Linked DNA regions of Homo sapiens: regions 1 and 2 are each linked to region 3. The links are chromatin contacts, found by Hi-C or POLR2A ChIA-PET in ENCODE. All regions are on one chromosome and are shown on one strand. The core of a region is the stretch at or near the end of the contact, and the rest is flanking DNA. Distances in the headings are between cores, read along the strand shown.

Region 1 (5,030 bases), core at 704-3,203, 44 kb before region 3:
ACAATGTTGAGCAACCAATAATCTCTAGGACTCTTTTTATCTTGTAGAAATTAAACCCTATACCCATTAAACAAGTGTCCTTTGAGCTTTCCTCCCCCAGGCAAACACTATCTCCATTTTCTGTCTTTATGAATTTGACTGCTCTAGTACCTCATATAAATGGAATCATACAATATTTGTCTTTTTGTGACTGGCGTATTTCACTCAATAATGTCCTCAAGGTTCATCCATATTGTAGCATGTGTCAGAAGTTCCTTCATTGTTAAGTCTAAATACTATTCTATTGTATGTATATATCACATTTTGTGCATCCATTGATCTGTTGATGGATTGTTGGGTTACTTTCATCTTTTGGCTGTTGTGAATAAAGCTGCTAGGTGACCCTGCTTTGAATTCTTTTGAGTATATACCTATAATTGGAATTGCTGGTTATGTGCTAATTCTGTTTTTAATTTTGTGAGGAATCACTATACTATGTTTCAGAGTGACTGCAAGTGCACAAGGGCTCCAGTTTCTCCACATCCTGATTTTTTTGATAGTAACCATCATTATGGATGTGAGGTTGTGTCACATTGTGGTTTTGATTTGCATTGCCCTAATGATAAGTGGTATTGAGTGTCTTTTCATGTGCTTATTGGCCATTTGCCTGTCTTTTTTTTTTTTTTTTGAGACAGAGTCTCACTCTGTCGCCAGGCTGGAGTGCAGTGGCATAATCTCAGCTCACTGCAGCCTCTGACTCCCTGGTTCAAGCGTTTCTCCTGCCTCAGCCTCCCGAGTAGCTGGGACTACAGGCACACACCACCATGCCCAGCTAATGTTTGTATTTTTGGTAGAGATGGGGTTTCACCATGTTGGCCAGGATGGTCTCCATCTCCTGACCTTGTGATCTGCCCGCCTCGGCCTCCCAAAGTGTTGGGATTACAGGCGTGAGCCACTGTGCCTGGCCTCTATTTGCCTGTCTTCTTTGGAGAAATGTCTAGTCAAGTCTTTTGCCCATTTTTGAGTCGGGTTTTTTTTTTTGTTGTTGTTGAGGTTTTTTGAGCTGATTTTTGATAAGGCTGTTGCAGTACTAAGCGATATAAGATGCTGTGGATGGTAGACTGTCACCTACCTTGACTAACAGCTCATTGTTGAGTGACTTTTGTGATAAAAGGTGTACCTATTGTCAGATTGCAAATGATGTGGAAAGTAAAAATAGGACACAGATTAGTGTCAAGGACCACGGTACTGTGGCTGGAGTCAGCTGATTGAACTGGAATAGCAGTACCAGACCCTGGAAAAGTGTCATCAGCAGTGAGACCCCACTGATAGCCTGAAGAAGGTTGTCTGATGCAACCAATCTGCCAGTAGCATGTGATGTGGTTCCTCTCACCATGAGACAAATGAGTCCTTTTCCAGGACTCATAAGTCTAGGATGAGGTGGCAGCCTCTGCATCAGGAACATAGAGTCTTTTACTTTGTATCCACTCTATGATGATAGATATGTTGCTGTGTCTGGTATGATGATGGATCCAGCAGCAGTGGTAGCAGTCTTAACCGTGCAGCTTGATCAGTGGCTTGATTATAATTGGTCTCATCAGACAATGGACCCTTACTGTAAACATCTATATTAGTGACCCAGATGGTTTGATCAGCAACTACAATTGATCTCCATGGTTTTTGGACAGTCTTAAATATGTCATTCTGTAGTTTTCCAAGTGGCTGACTAAATACCTAGGCAGTTGGTAATAGCCTGATAGTCAGTAAAAATATAACAAGGTTTTCAAGGGGAATATTGGCCAGATCTGTGAGAATGTCCTTGAGTTTTGCCCGTGGAACAAAGCAACCACACCCATTTTCAGTTCTGTATCATGGGCACTGGAGTTTACAGCCCACTAGGCACCACAGCGTCTCAGCTTAGTTGAATCATCAGTGAAACAGGCCCAGGCATTTAGGGAACCTCTGTGAATCAAGGGCCTCACTGAGCTAGCAGATTTGGTTTAGGTGGCAGAATGTAAGATCAGACTTTCTCAAAGGGAGAAGCTGCTGCTTTTTCATGTAAAGCTGAGATGCCCTAGGGGCCAGACTGGCTGCATTCTTGAATATTACCAGTTCCATGTGATGACAGAGGCTTGTTGGGCCTTTCCCACCTTATTAGTCATTGCATTTGAGTTGACTCATTCCCAAATGGGAATCTTTTCAAAAGAGGCATACCTAGTAGCTACGTCAGGGAGGCATTGAATCCAAACCCAAGAGTCACCTGAAGAGGTTGTTCCTCTTGCCAGAGGGTCTAGTCAGGAAAGTCATCTGTGCACAGACTTGTACTCAAACAGGTCATAAGGATTGTGGGGCCCCAAACCTACTAATGCCTTTCTACATGGGCTATTCGCAGTGAGCATAATCTCCCTGGAGCTTATGAGCCCTCACAGTTCAGGCCTGTAAAATATCAATACCACTATACACTCAGAAGTGGAAGCTACAAACAGTAGTACATTGAATGGTCCAAAGAGCCCCACCCAAAAGGTCACAGTAGCTTCCCTTCCCTACTTTGAACCCTACCCAGACCTCAGCAGTTGGAAGCTGGTAACTTATTCTTCCACAGGATGGGTATGAAGGTGCCTTGGGCTCCTGTATCCAACAGAGCCATAAAATGTTGAGTCTGTGCTCTCCCCAAAGTTATGTAGCCTACCCAGGTGTGTGTGGTCTTTAGTCTCCTTTGGGAACTTGGAGAACTTGGCCCCACTCCTAATCATCTTTCTTCATAAAGCAGCTGAGGTTGAGGGATGAGGGAGGCTGGGAGAGAGTAGCTTTGCACCAGTGAACAAGAGACATTTGCTTTCAGTTTTGAGTGGTGCTATAGCTGTGTGCTGATCAGTCCAATAAACCTGCAGTAATTTTGGTGCTACCAAAACCCTGTATTCTGTGCAAGATCGTTATTGCTTGAGCCCAGGAGTTCGAGACCAGCCTGGGCAACATCGTGAGACCTCGTCTCTACTAAATATTATATTTAAAAAATTAGCCTGGCATGGTGGGATACACCTGTTATCCCAGCTGCTCAGGAGGCTGAGGTCAGAGGATTGCTTGAGTGCAAGAATTTGAAGATTGCAGTGAGCCGTGATTGTTCCACTGCACTCCAGCCTGGGTGACAGAGCGAGACCTTGTCTTACACACACACAAAAGGTCATCATTATGGATGGTATCCATTTCTGTTTGGGAACACCTTGATCGAACAACTATAGCTTTGTTGCTTTCTGATGGGGGAAATGGGTTTTATACCCTTTGGCTGACGGGCTTGATCTGCACAATGGCATCATTTTTTAGAAGTCTGCCTTAATGTAGGCTCTTTACTGCTCCATTGTTAAGATAATGTCAAGATTATATCTCTTAAATTCTTGCTTGATTTCAATACTAGGGCTACTGGAGTTTTCTAAGGCTGCAGGACTGACAGCAAGAATTATCTAGATTCTTTGAGCTAGTTTCTGATTCTTCAGTGAATTACCTTGATCCGCATTTTAAACCCAATCTAGTACAGTAGGAGTCTGTAGACTGGTTGGTGTCCAAGGGAGTTTGTCTCAGGGAAATTTCCCTGAGAGTTTCAAAGGTTTCTTGTAGTGGACGGTTATACCACCAGAAAATGCTGAGGCCCTTTCCAGTTATCTTGAAAGGATTTAATGTTGACAAGGTAGACTGCGGTAGGAGCTGAGCACTAAGATAGCCAGCAAAATGCCATTCTTCTTTAACAACCATTACATGCCTGAGCAATGTAACTACATGCCCCTCCTCTTCCAAGCAAACTAGCCAAAGTTCTAAAGATTTGTTTGGCTCTGCCTACAATGGTTGCACCTTTTCTTACTTTCAAACTCAGTGTAGATGTATGTCTCTGTAACTGTCGTCCAAAGGAAACAGAACCTTATGTGCCCCTGTCTCCCTCTTCTAGACAAATCTTAGTCTGGAAGATTTCATGAAGCAGACCTGCTGAGGCTGACTGTCAGCTTGATAAGGAAGTCCTCCTATCTGCAGGAGTGTTGACAATAACCAAGGCATCATTCAGGCTGTTGTCTTTGAATCTGCCTACTTCCTGGTACTTATCCTGAAACTTCCTCTTCATTTCAGCCTCATTCACAGGCACTAAAGTGGAGGATCATTCATTGCCTGGTTGACCATACAATTTGGACAACATGTTGGTTAATGATTCTCGTGGACTTTTCTCAATTTCTACTAACTGGTCTTTCCTTCCATTTCTAGAAAGTTTTGTCCCCATCAGCATTCTTTTTCATTGCCAAAACTATAGAAAATTATGATGGTCCTGAGATTTATCCTTGTTAACTAATGAGTTAGCCTACCACAATTTCATGGGTTCTGTTGGAAGACATGAGACTCCTGGGTCAGAGACAAAGGACATCATTACTCATGGCAATAGTAGTAGCCAGAGTGTCGGCATTTGTGCTAGAAAACAGCCCCAGTTTCCATAGGGTACTGCAAAGAGCCAGGTGATGCCTGCATACACAGTTGTGTACATTAGAGAAAAAGTATTCTCAACTTAGGGGACCACATCTTTTATAATGGGCAGAAAACCTTTCTCCTGGAGGTCTACATTAACTTTATTATATTGGACAGTAAGCAAATCTGCCTTTGCTTTCTAAGGAGATGCTATATTTTCTAAGGCTGTTTACTCTATAAACATCCAGAACAAAGGGAGTTAGTGCATCTTCTCACAAGATGTACAGAAATGATAGATACTCATGGAGAGGTGTCTTTATCTACTTGGTTTGGAATTGGGATAGCATTTTTGATTAGAAGTTCTTTCTCGATTAAAAAGTTCTGATGAAATAAGATAGAATCATAATAGATCTGATTCAAGCGTAACATTGAGCTGTTCTTTTCCATGGGAGTACCTTTTTTTTTTTTTTTCTTTTTCCTACTTCAGTTCATATCCTGGCCTCGTCTCACCTAGACTGCCACAATTGCCCCTTAATTGGTTTCACTCTCTGCAGTCTTGTTCTTTCTGTCTTCAATACCTCTGCTAGTGGGATCTTCTTAAAATGCAGAGG
Region 2 (4,866 bases), core at 1,017-3,516, 40 kb after region 3:
CCCCAAGGACTATCAGGCCCTAAGAGACTTGAAGTAACCAAAATACACATGCCTGAGGCAGACACCAGAATGCTAACATATTAACATATAGTGAAAGGCATCACTGACACACACATCAGAAATACATGATCTTGGCATCATGAGTCCACAGAATTCCTCCTTGTCGTCATGCAGACGGGGAGGCCATAAAGCATATTCTCTCCAGAAAAGCACACTTTCCCTGGCTAAGGTTGCTTGGTGGGCAAGAAACTTTTTTAAAAAGAAGTGTCAGGCCAGGCGTGGTGGCTCACACCTGTAATCCCCGCACTTTGGGAGGCCGAGGAGGGGGTGGATCACTTGAGGTCAGGAGTTCCAGACCAGCCTGGGCAACATGGTGAAATGCCGTCTCTACTAAAAATACAAAAATTAGCTGGGGGTCGTGGTGTACGCCTGTAATCCCAGCTACTTGGGAGTCTGCAGCAGGAGAATCGCTTGAACCTGGGAGGTGGAGTTTGCAGTGAGCCGAGATTCCGCCACTGCACTCCAGCCTGGGCGACAGAGTGAGACTCTGTGTCAAAAAAAAAAAAAAAGAAGAAGAAGAAGAAGCATGTAGTGGCATAAGAGGGTGGATGCACCCATCTCTTCAAATACTGGCTTCTTCTGTGGAACTAGAAATATCTGAAGTCTGGAGAGAACAGTCCTGAAATGGATCACAGCAAAGCCTACCTTCCTCCTCTAAGCCTCTTCTCCCACATGCCCCTCACCCCCCATATTCTGTTCTCTTTACTCTCTAGCATTGTCTAGTTGCCCAGCTGCCACTTGGTCTCCAAACGTCTTTTTTGCTTTAGATTTTTTAGAGATAGGGTCTCACACTGTTGCCCAGGCTGGAGTGCACTGGCACTATCACAATAAACAGCTCACTGTAATCTTGAACTCCTGGGATCGAACAATCCTCCTCCCTCAGGCTCCTGAGTAGGTAGAACTACAGGCATGCACCACCCCACCTGGTGAATTTTTTCTATTTTTTATAGAGACAGAGTCTTGCTATGTTGCCTAGGCTGGTCCCAAACTCCTGGCCTCAACCGATTCTCCCACCTCAGCCTCCCAAAGTGCTGGGATTACAGGTGTGAGCCACTGTGCCTGGCCCAAGCCTTGTTTTGGATAATTTGTGATACGCATCTACTTTGGTACAAAGTAGATATTTATAAGTGTTATATATTTCATACTGGGAAATGATGTTTGATGAGAACACGGACACATAAAGTATACCAAATCTGAATTAAAAGAGTACTAAATTCAAATAAACTTAAGTAACAGTGAGTCCATAGATTTTGCACGGTTATGCTAATAGCATGGGCCTACCCCATGGCACACTGAGAATCATTACAAAGCGCAGAAGGGCTCACAGTGTCCATTTACAGGGGCTAAACTGACCAGAAAGGGAGAAAAAGGAGATCGGAACCCAAAGGCAGCAGAGGAGACCCTGAAAGAATGGGCTATCGCTGAGATTCTGACTTTAGATGACTCCAGGGTTTCTCTCCTCCTGACGGCCTCGGGCCTTTCTCCTTCCAGTGTCATTCCAGCCCCATCCAGGTGTGCTCTCCTCCCGAGGCCACTGCTGGACAACTAAGGTCCGGTCCACCCTAGCACCAGCCCTGCATTCTCCACAAGACCTTTTCGGACTATTCCGAGGCCGATTCGATCCTCCGTTTCTCGGAGAGAGCTCTGAGCACTTTGGCTCTAAAATTTCAGGCAAGATCTGTCTTCCTCTAACTCCAAAGTAAATAGCTGCAGTCGCTCTCCAGGCTTAACCTTGTCCATATAGCAGCGGTCAATCTGATCGCTCCTGCGCTTCCCCCAGGACACGGATCCCACCGCTTTCTCCACCCCCCAAAACGCTCCCGGGGTCCCCAGGACACCGCTTTCTGCAACCCCGTGTAGGGCGCCCCTACTTCAGTCCAACGCGCGGCTCCGTCCCACCGCGAGCACCCCTCAGCTCCGGAGTCCCACCCCGGAGCTACCCCGGAGCTACCCCGCGCGCCCCCGCGTCGCGACGCACGTGCTCCCCGCTCCCATTCATTCCGCCCACTGCTGTCATTGGAGCCGTGACCTCTGAGCCCCGCCGGGCGCGCGCCTCCCAACCTCACCTGCGCGCGGACTTCGGCAGCGGCGCTCGGCCCCAACGGTCCCGCACGGCCGGGGGAGCCGGGCCCGGGGCTCCGCGCCGCCGGCTTCCAGGAGCAGCCGCGCCGCCACCGCCACCAGCGCGAGGCCATGGTCGGAGTCTGAAAGTCGCGGCAGGGCGGCGGCTCCGCCTCTGGCCCGCGATCCTCCTCCCGGGACCCGGAGCCGGAAACCTGGCACAGGAAGCGCTTCGGCCAGGCCCGGGAGCGCGGTTCGCTCTTCCTCGCTTGCGGTCCGGCTGCCGGCGCGGACACTTCGGGTGTCTGCCCGTCTGCAGCCAACGGGGACTGCAGCCGCTCCCGGGAGGCGACGGGGCAGGGGCGTGCGGAGACCTGGTCTGGGGACCCCGAGCGTAACCTTCCCCGGGGCGAGCCTCCTATCCCCACCTCTTCCCGGAAGCTGTGCAGGGAGACTGGCCACGCCTGCAGTCATAGCAAAAATGTCCCTGTGGGGACCTTTTATTAGCAAGAAATACTACCGCGCGCCACCCTTGCAGCCACGAACTCTTTTGTTCTGCGTGTTTAGGCAGAAACATAACTCAGAGAATGGGGTTCCCGCTCCGCAGCCTAAGCCGGAGGCGACGGTTTCCGCTGCTGCTTCCCTTGGCAGTGACCTGACACGCCCTGGTCGGCTGCCTTTTGCAATCTGTTCTTGAAGGAAGTTCCAGCCCATCGCATCTTCCTAGAAACAAGTCCGACCACGATCAGGGTTGTTGTGAAATAGTAGCTAAATTAGCCGGGTCTCGTGACTTTTGGACTCTCCCCTCCAAACGCCTTATAGGTATAGTTTGGCAATCTTGCTCACACCTGGGTGTGAACCTGCGTGTACCCAGCCCGGGAGATATTGGAGTCTGTACAGGATTAGTACCCCTTATGGGTTAGAAAGGCCTTCTTTCCTTAGCTCTAAGGCCAGATCTACTGGTGCTAAGAGACAGCGTGTTCCGAACAGAAATTAAGTGATATAAACATTCAGCGCATGCACTCAAACACACAGAGCCAGTGAGATAGGGGGTAAGCATTAGAGATAGAGAAATGCAATTTAGTCCTCAAAAAATTCACTCTAATGAGGAAATAGACCAGCAAGTAGGTAATTGCAGTTCTCTGATTCATGTATTTTCTTGTTCTTGGGTTAAAGAATGCGGTAGCCTCATAGCTGGGTACATTAATTTCATATTTAATCGTGTGGATTTTTTATGGAATGAAGACATCATAGACTATATAAAGACATCTATGAAAATAAGCCAGTTTGATGGTGTTTTTTCCATCTTGAAGAATAGTATGTAAAAATATGCAAAGCTTTATGAGTAAAGATTGTTAATATGCACCTGTAGCTTATCTTGGTTTAGATTAGGTTTATATATTAAGAAACATTCATAAGGTGGAATTTGCCAAGTAGAGTGTAGCAGTAAGCACTTGGGTTGTACTTGATCCTATGACTAAGACATTATCATTTGCCCTTTTTTGTATATAAAGATAAGGAAACATATAGAGGAAATACCGTATGGTCAAATAAGTATCACACTCAAGCTCACCCAGTTGTCAAGTATGTCACTACACAATTTTGTCAGACCATGTTCGTTTAGAGATTGCTTGGCCACATTAAAACAGAAAACATTGCTCTTAAAAAGATGCTGTAGGTCGGGGGCACAGTGGCTCAGCCTGTAATCCCAGCACTGTGGGAGGCCGAGGCAGGTGGATCACTTGAGGTCAGGAGTTTGAGACCAGCCTGGCCAACATGGTGAAACCCGTCTCTACTAAATATTCAAAAATTAGTTGGGCATGGTGGTGCATGTTCTGTAATCCCAACCACTTAGGAGGCTGAGGCAAGAGAATCACTTGAACCTGGGAGGCAGAGGTTGCAGTGAGCCGAGATTGTGCCACTGCACTTCGGCCTAGGTGACAAAGTGAGACTCCGTCTTTAAAAAAAAGAAAAAGAAAAAAAGATGCCGTAGTATTGCAAGGCTAAGTAGGGACAGCAGCTGAAGTTCCTCAAGACTTCCAACGTTACTGTATAGCTAAACTCTTGAGAAAAAACAGTAAGCTACCAATTGGACATACGGAATTCACAAGTAGTTCTTTTGACCCCACTAGGCCAAGCATGAGTTGAGGAAGTTAAAAACACTATCTGAGTTATGCAGGTAAGTGCTAAAGAACAGACTTCTCTTGTGCAGTCTGAAAACAACTTTAGTCTATTTTGCTGCCCTTAGACAAATGAAAAGAGCCAGTACAGATGGATCAAAATGGCCTATGTGTAACTGAAAGCGATCAAGGTTGTCGTTTTGAGGTTGGAGTGTTAGGTACCCTCCAAGACATTTTCTTGCCATATTGATGATACTGTTTAAAACATAATATCTACAATAGGAACAGGTTTTATAGCCAAAGAGATTGTAAATATAGTACCAGGCCAGACACAGTGGGTCATGCCTGTTATCACAGCACTTTGGGAGGCCGAGGTGGCAGGATTGCTTGAGGTCGGGATGTCACGAACAGCCTAGGCGACATAAGCAAGACCCTGTCTCTACAAAAAATAAAATTAGCCAGGCGTGGTGGTGTGTGACTGTAGCCCTAGCTACTCAGGAGCCTGAGGCGGGGAAATTTGCTTGAGCCCAGAAGTTCGAGAGTTCGAGGCTGCAGTGAGTTGTGATCATGCCACTGCATTCCAGTGTGGATGAAAGAGTGGGACACTGTCTCCAAATAAATAAAT
Region 3 (4,902 bases), core at 1,787-4,286:
GTGGTGCAATCGTAGCTCACTGCAGCCTCAAACTCCTATAGGTTCAAGTGATCCTCTGCCTCAGCCTCCCGAGTAGCTGGGACTACAGGCACGCACCTGGCTAATTTTTTAATTTTTTTTTTTTTTTTTTGAGATGGAGTTTCGCTCTGTCATCCAGGCTGGAGTGCAGTGGCACGATCTTGGCTGACTGCAACCTCCGCCTCCCGGGTTCAAATGATTCCTCTGCCTCAGCCTCCCGAGTACTTGGGACTACAGGCGCAAGCCACCACGCCCAGCTAATTTTTTGTATTTTTAGTAGAGATGGAGTTTTACCGTAGCCAGGATGGTCTTGATCTCCTAACCTCGTGATCTGCCCACCTCGGCCTCCCAAAGTGCCTCCCAAAGTGGGATTACAGGCGTGAGCCACCGTGCCTGGCCAATTTTTAAATTTTTTATAGAGATGGGGTCTTGCCTTGTTGCCTAGGCTGGTGTCAAACTCCTGGCCTCAAGTGATCCTCTCGCCTGGGCCTCCCAGAGTGCTGGGATTATGGACGTGAGCCACTACACACAGCCTGTTTTAGTTTTTTAATACCACATACCAATACTGGATATCTAGAAGGTTTTATCGTTGACACTGATGTGATTCTCTCGTAGGCATCTGGTGACATTACCTTGTTTATGATGTATAAGCTTTTTCTACAGTACCAGCAAGTGTGGTAAGATATGCTGATTGGGTGTTTTCACTGATGCTTTTACTATAAAAAGCATTGAGAAAGCAAAATTTGAAAAAAATATTTGCATTGAGTGACTACATCCTTCCTTCCAAACATGTCATGTGTGCAATTTTAATATGCAAAATATCAAACTCTTCCCCGGGCACTCCCCAGTCCCCTTAATGTGTATGTGGAAAAGAAAAGAGAAACACAGCAGGAAGAACAGTTGCCTGCAGATTTAGTGACAAATAAAAATTCTGTTTGCTCAGGTGCTGTTTTTAAGAGTAGGAAAACCACCTGTGGATAAATCGGGTTGTAACTCTGTGAAACCCATCCATAAACTAAACTGCTAAGGTGATGAGTATGAGTCTACCCAAACGAAACTGGGTAACACTAAGGCACCAACTAGTCACCACGATAGCATAAGGCCTGTGCAGCTGGTGCAGGGGCTGGTGATGGCATTTGGAAACGTGGCTACAACTGACGTTTGGGTCTAGTGACTTATCAAATAAGGAAGAGAAGCAGAAGAAAGGAAAGATTTGGTTTTTTTAAAAAAGATATTTGAAAATTAAAAAAGTTTCACCAGAGAAAGTAAAACACTTCCATTTTGTTTCTGAAGCTTTCAAAATCCAATTAACATGAGGTTTTTATTCTTAAAGAGAATATGTACACATACGTACATGGGAGGACGCTGTCATCCCCTGGGACTTCTCCAGAAATCCCCAAAACTCTTTTTAAATCCTCTGAACCAACTGTTATCAGGAAACCCCTTAAGAGAGATGTTAAAAATAAAGGAATTCCAAAAGACAGGGAGTTTCTGTCAAGTGCTGGCTGGAGTAAACTCCAAGACAACCCACCACACCAAATTAAAAAGGAAAAGGTGGTTTCCCAAGAATGCTTGTCCTGGTCCAGTGTTCACAAATGGAAAAGTTCAAAGACCATCTCATCAGCAAACAAAACTCACCTACCAAAGGGAAAGGATTACAGACGTCTTAGAACTACTCCACCAAGTAGGTATGTTGTTTACAATAGCAAAGACATGACACAGAGATGATTCTTTGAGTATCGTCAGTGCCCAGGTGGGTTAGTTACCTGCTCTGTGGGAAGGCCTGTGTGGTATCATAGCTACTAACTTCTCAGCATTACCAGTGGCAATAACACTATGTATGATGTAATAAAATGAATACTGGTCTTAGACTTGTTCAGTTCCCTGCTGTGCCATTTACCAGATGTTTAATTTTGGCGAGGTTTGGGCATCAGTTTCTTACTTGCAGAATAAACACCATAATATCTACCACAAAGAGGAGTTGTGAGATTAGAGATAATGTATGAAAGAATCCTTTGTAAACTAAAAACACATTTTCATTAAGTGGAGATATTGCATATTCTTACGTTATTTTTGGAACTTGTTTTTACCTGAATTAATCTTAGTCCCATATATCTTTTGACACATTTCTTGCTAAGAATCTCTTGTTTTACAGTGTATTCCACAAAAGAGCCTAACCTTGCTGTTTTATTAGAAGGCAACTTATAAATACATACTTGGCTAACTTCTGGCCCATGTGCCACAAGACAGAAACATCAGTCTACTTTTGAAATGAGTCCTGTCCAGAGTCACTTCCTGCTTGGACTCCATTCTGTGTTCCCTTTTCTGAGGCTGCAATGTGCCTTTTCAACTCACTGCCTTATGGGCAGATGAGAACACTGCTGTCTGGTGAGCATGAGTAGGTGCCTCATGACTGGGATTTCCCAGCAAAGCACACATAAAACCATGGCTTCGGGTACAGTAATCTTTTTTTTTCCTTTTGCTTGCTTTTTTTAACCAGCCTTTTTTTTTTTTTTTTTTTTTTTTTTTTTGAGACGGAGTCTCACTCTGTCACCCAGGCTGGAGTGCAGTCTCGGCTCACTGCAACCTCTGCCTCCCAGGTTCAAGGATTCTCCTTCCTTGGCCTCCCGAGTAGCTGGGATTACAGGCATGCACCACCAGGCCCGGCTAATTTTTGTATTTTTAGTAGAGACGGGGTTTCCACCATATTGGTCAGGCTGGTCTTGAACTCCTGACCTCATAATCCAACTGCCTCAGCCTCCCAAAGTGCTGGGATTACAGGCATGAGCCACCGCCTAACCAGCATTTTTCAGTCTCTTGTAGATTACTGACAGATACTATGCAGAGGTCCATTTCCCCTTTCCCCCACTATATATGAAAGCAGAGATAGCCATTACTCCTTTGTGTGTGTAGGGGAAAGTAAGTTAGTTTCTTCTGAAATATATTCAGAGTGAAACACAGTCCGAAGAGGCCAGCCTCCTCTCACCCAGTCACCTTAAGGTTTAAGTAGGACTCAACCGGTAACTTAGTATCCTGGGGTTCATAACAAGTACTTAACAATTTGAAGATTTTTACAAATAGAGCAACCAAAACTTTCTCATAGACTTCTCCAGGGAAAAAGGCTTTTTCCTTTTATCCTGATAATCTGAGCCTAGGTAAAGGAATCTTTACCAAGCTAGCTGGATTTCAGCACACTCAGTCCATCTTGCTTTCCTTCACTCATGTTTACTAACAAGTATCTGAGAAGTAATGTTCGCAGTTATATAGGTTACTGGTAGCCAGTGCCTCATTTTTCTAATCCCCAGCATAACACCTACATGGCTCAAATGTTCCTCACTCTTGCCTTAATGTACAAAAGGAGGTTTTATAAATTTTTGTCAAAACTGGGCACATGTATTATACTCTTTGATTTTGGGCTGGCAAGTAAGCCTCATTGGGAGAGAGGACCTATTTACAGCATACCTTTCACTTCTTACCTCAGCCTCCAAAGTTTGAGAGGATGGAAGCCTTGTAATAATGAGGGTGGGTGTTCCTACCGAGTACCCCAACATCTCCATTCATAGCCTTAGCAAGCTGCCAAAGTAGCCTGGTCCAGCCACCCAGAACGTCAGCCTCCCCTGGGAAGAATCATGCTGCCAATGGCTATGCTAGATAGTGGGTGAAAGATGACCTTTCCTCTCTCCAATCAGAAACCCACCAAAAGCAAGGGCCGTGGTTTCTGTATCACAGTGGAATCACTGAATTTTATGGAGGACATGACTGACCTTTGTAAACGTGAAGACAGAATAGAGGCAAAATCTCTGAAAGACCAAAAGTTACTATAATTTTACACCAAAGAGCTAATGTTGAATTTCATGGCACGGTGATGAACATCTTACTGCTTTGCAACATAACAAATTAAATACTACTAAGATGAAAATCTATTAACGAGATGTTCCAACACCAGCTAATGTCTCACTTATTTCAAGTAACATTCAGTACAGCCACAAGCCATGTGGCAGGGTCTGGAGGAGGCTGTGAGAATGTCTGCTTTGTCAGTCGAGGGAACATCTTTGAAGCTTCCTAAGCCTTTCATTCACATTAAGGGGGACTCAGTCCCTCAATCCGGAGAAAGAAGGAACTATGTGGGTCTACTGCACTCCACTGACTTCCTGACATTTTGAGGCAATGGCCGAGGTTCTAAAGCCTCTCTCAGAGCAGCAGAGTCTCATTAAACTTCTAGAACCGGAGAATTTCTTATGCTTGGAGGCCCTTGATGCTTCCTATGCCTTTTAAGGGGCTCTGAGGACCACCAAAGTCCAGTCCTATAATCAAGACTTAGAAACCGTTCACTTTGCCAGTGGCCAAAATATATGGAAATAATCACGATGCTACCTCAAATGCCTATGGCACACCACAAGACACAAAGATCTCAAATAGGATCTTAGCTAATCCTCACAACCACCCTGGGAGAAAGGTGATCTTCTCAATTTCACAGATAAGGAAACAGTCTTAGCAAGGTGAAATGACCAGCCCCAACATCTCACTCAGCCAGGATCAAATGCAGACCTGTGATCTCTTATCTGAATGCCTTCCCATCTATTCCTTTATGCAATCTTCCCATCAGCTGTGCCGCGGGACATCAGTTCTGTGGGGCTATGCAGTGATGTGTCAAAGGGAGTTTGTAAAACCTACCTGCTGACAGGCAAACAGGACAGGACCAGTGGCTAACCCGAGCTTCAGATCAGCTGATGTTGGTTTGCCCATCTGGTCAGAACACGAGGTGAAGTCCAATACATCATCTATTAGCTGGCAAAAGGAAAAATGGGATGTAAGGAGCACCGCCATGCCAACACTGCTGCCATCGTTCTTACTATTTTGACGATTACACACTAGGGGAGAATG

What was found. Hi-C counts contacts between places; a loop is a spot of excess contacts on that map. ChIA-PET counts read pairs that join two places held with the same protein, here RNA polymerase II (POLR2A). Pooled maps may share reads with other maps.
Region 1: a loop to region 3 is called in a pooled map, with 5 times the contacts of the local background. The contact joins two enhancer-like sites. A Hi-C loop is called at or near these places in 4 of 168 maps with a recorded cell type or tissue (G401, OCI-LY7, astrocyte of the cerebellum and 1 more), 16 of 37 single-sample maps with no recorded cell type and 13 of 50 pooled maps. POLR2A ChIA-PET finds 5 or more read pairs at or near these places in 9 of 52 experiments (B cell, OCI-LY7, activated B cell and 5 more).
Region 2: a loop to region 3 is called in a map of B cell, with 5 times the contacts of the local background. The contact joins the promoter of PDSS1 here to the enhancer-like site in region 3. A Hi-C loop is called at or near these places in 6 of 168 maps with a recorded cell type or tissue (B cell, CD4-positive, alpha-beta memory T cell, CD8-positive, alpha-beta T cell and 2 more), 5 of 37 single-sample maps with no recorded cell type and 15 of 50 pooled maps. POLR2A ChIA-PET finds 5 or more read pairs at or near these places in 11 of 52 experiments (B cell, CD4-positive, alpha-beta memory T cell, CD8-positive, alpha-beta memory T cell and 6 more).

What each region holds. Positions count from the first base shown.
Region 1 is chr10:26,778,359-26,783,388 of GRCh38, reverse strand. The region is part of intron 2 of ABI1 (abl interactor 1); the gene reads left to right. Among named protein-coding and RNA genes, the nearest start is that of ABI1, 80 kb to the left of the region's middle. RefSeq lists enhancers at 632-1,373, 1,490-1,599, 2,180-2,309, 2,420-2,579. Within about 2 kb of position 1,953, at least 9 of the 41 ENCODE cell types and tissues checked have a DNase peak (open chromatin) inside an H3K27ac peak, as active enhancers do; they include B cell, where a contact is called at or near this core.
Region 2 is chr10:26,695,101-26,699,966 of GRCh38, reverse strand. PDSS1 (decaprenyl diphosphate synthase subunit 1) reads right to left here and starts at 2,266. Exons shown (of 12, transcript NM_014317.5): 1 at 2,127-2,266. The coding sequence starts at 2,255. RefSeq lists an enhancer at 1,211-2,099 and a silencer at 1,974-2,593.
Region 3 is chr10:26,735,370-26,740,271 of GRCh38, reverse strand. PDSS1 (decaprenyl diphosphate synthase subunit 1) reads right to left here. Exons shown (of 12, transcript NM_014317.5): 10 at 4,693-4,806. Among named protein-coding and RNA genes, the nearest start is that of PDSS1, 40 kb to the right of the region's middle. Within about 2 kb of position 3,036, at least 7 of the 41 ENCODE cell types and tissues checked have a DNase peak (open chromatin) inside an H3K27ac peak, as active enhancers do; they include B cell and OCI-LY7, where a contact is called at or near this core.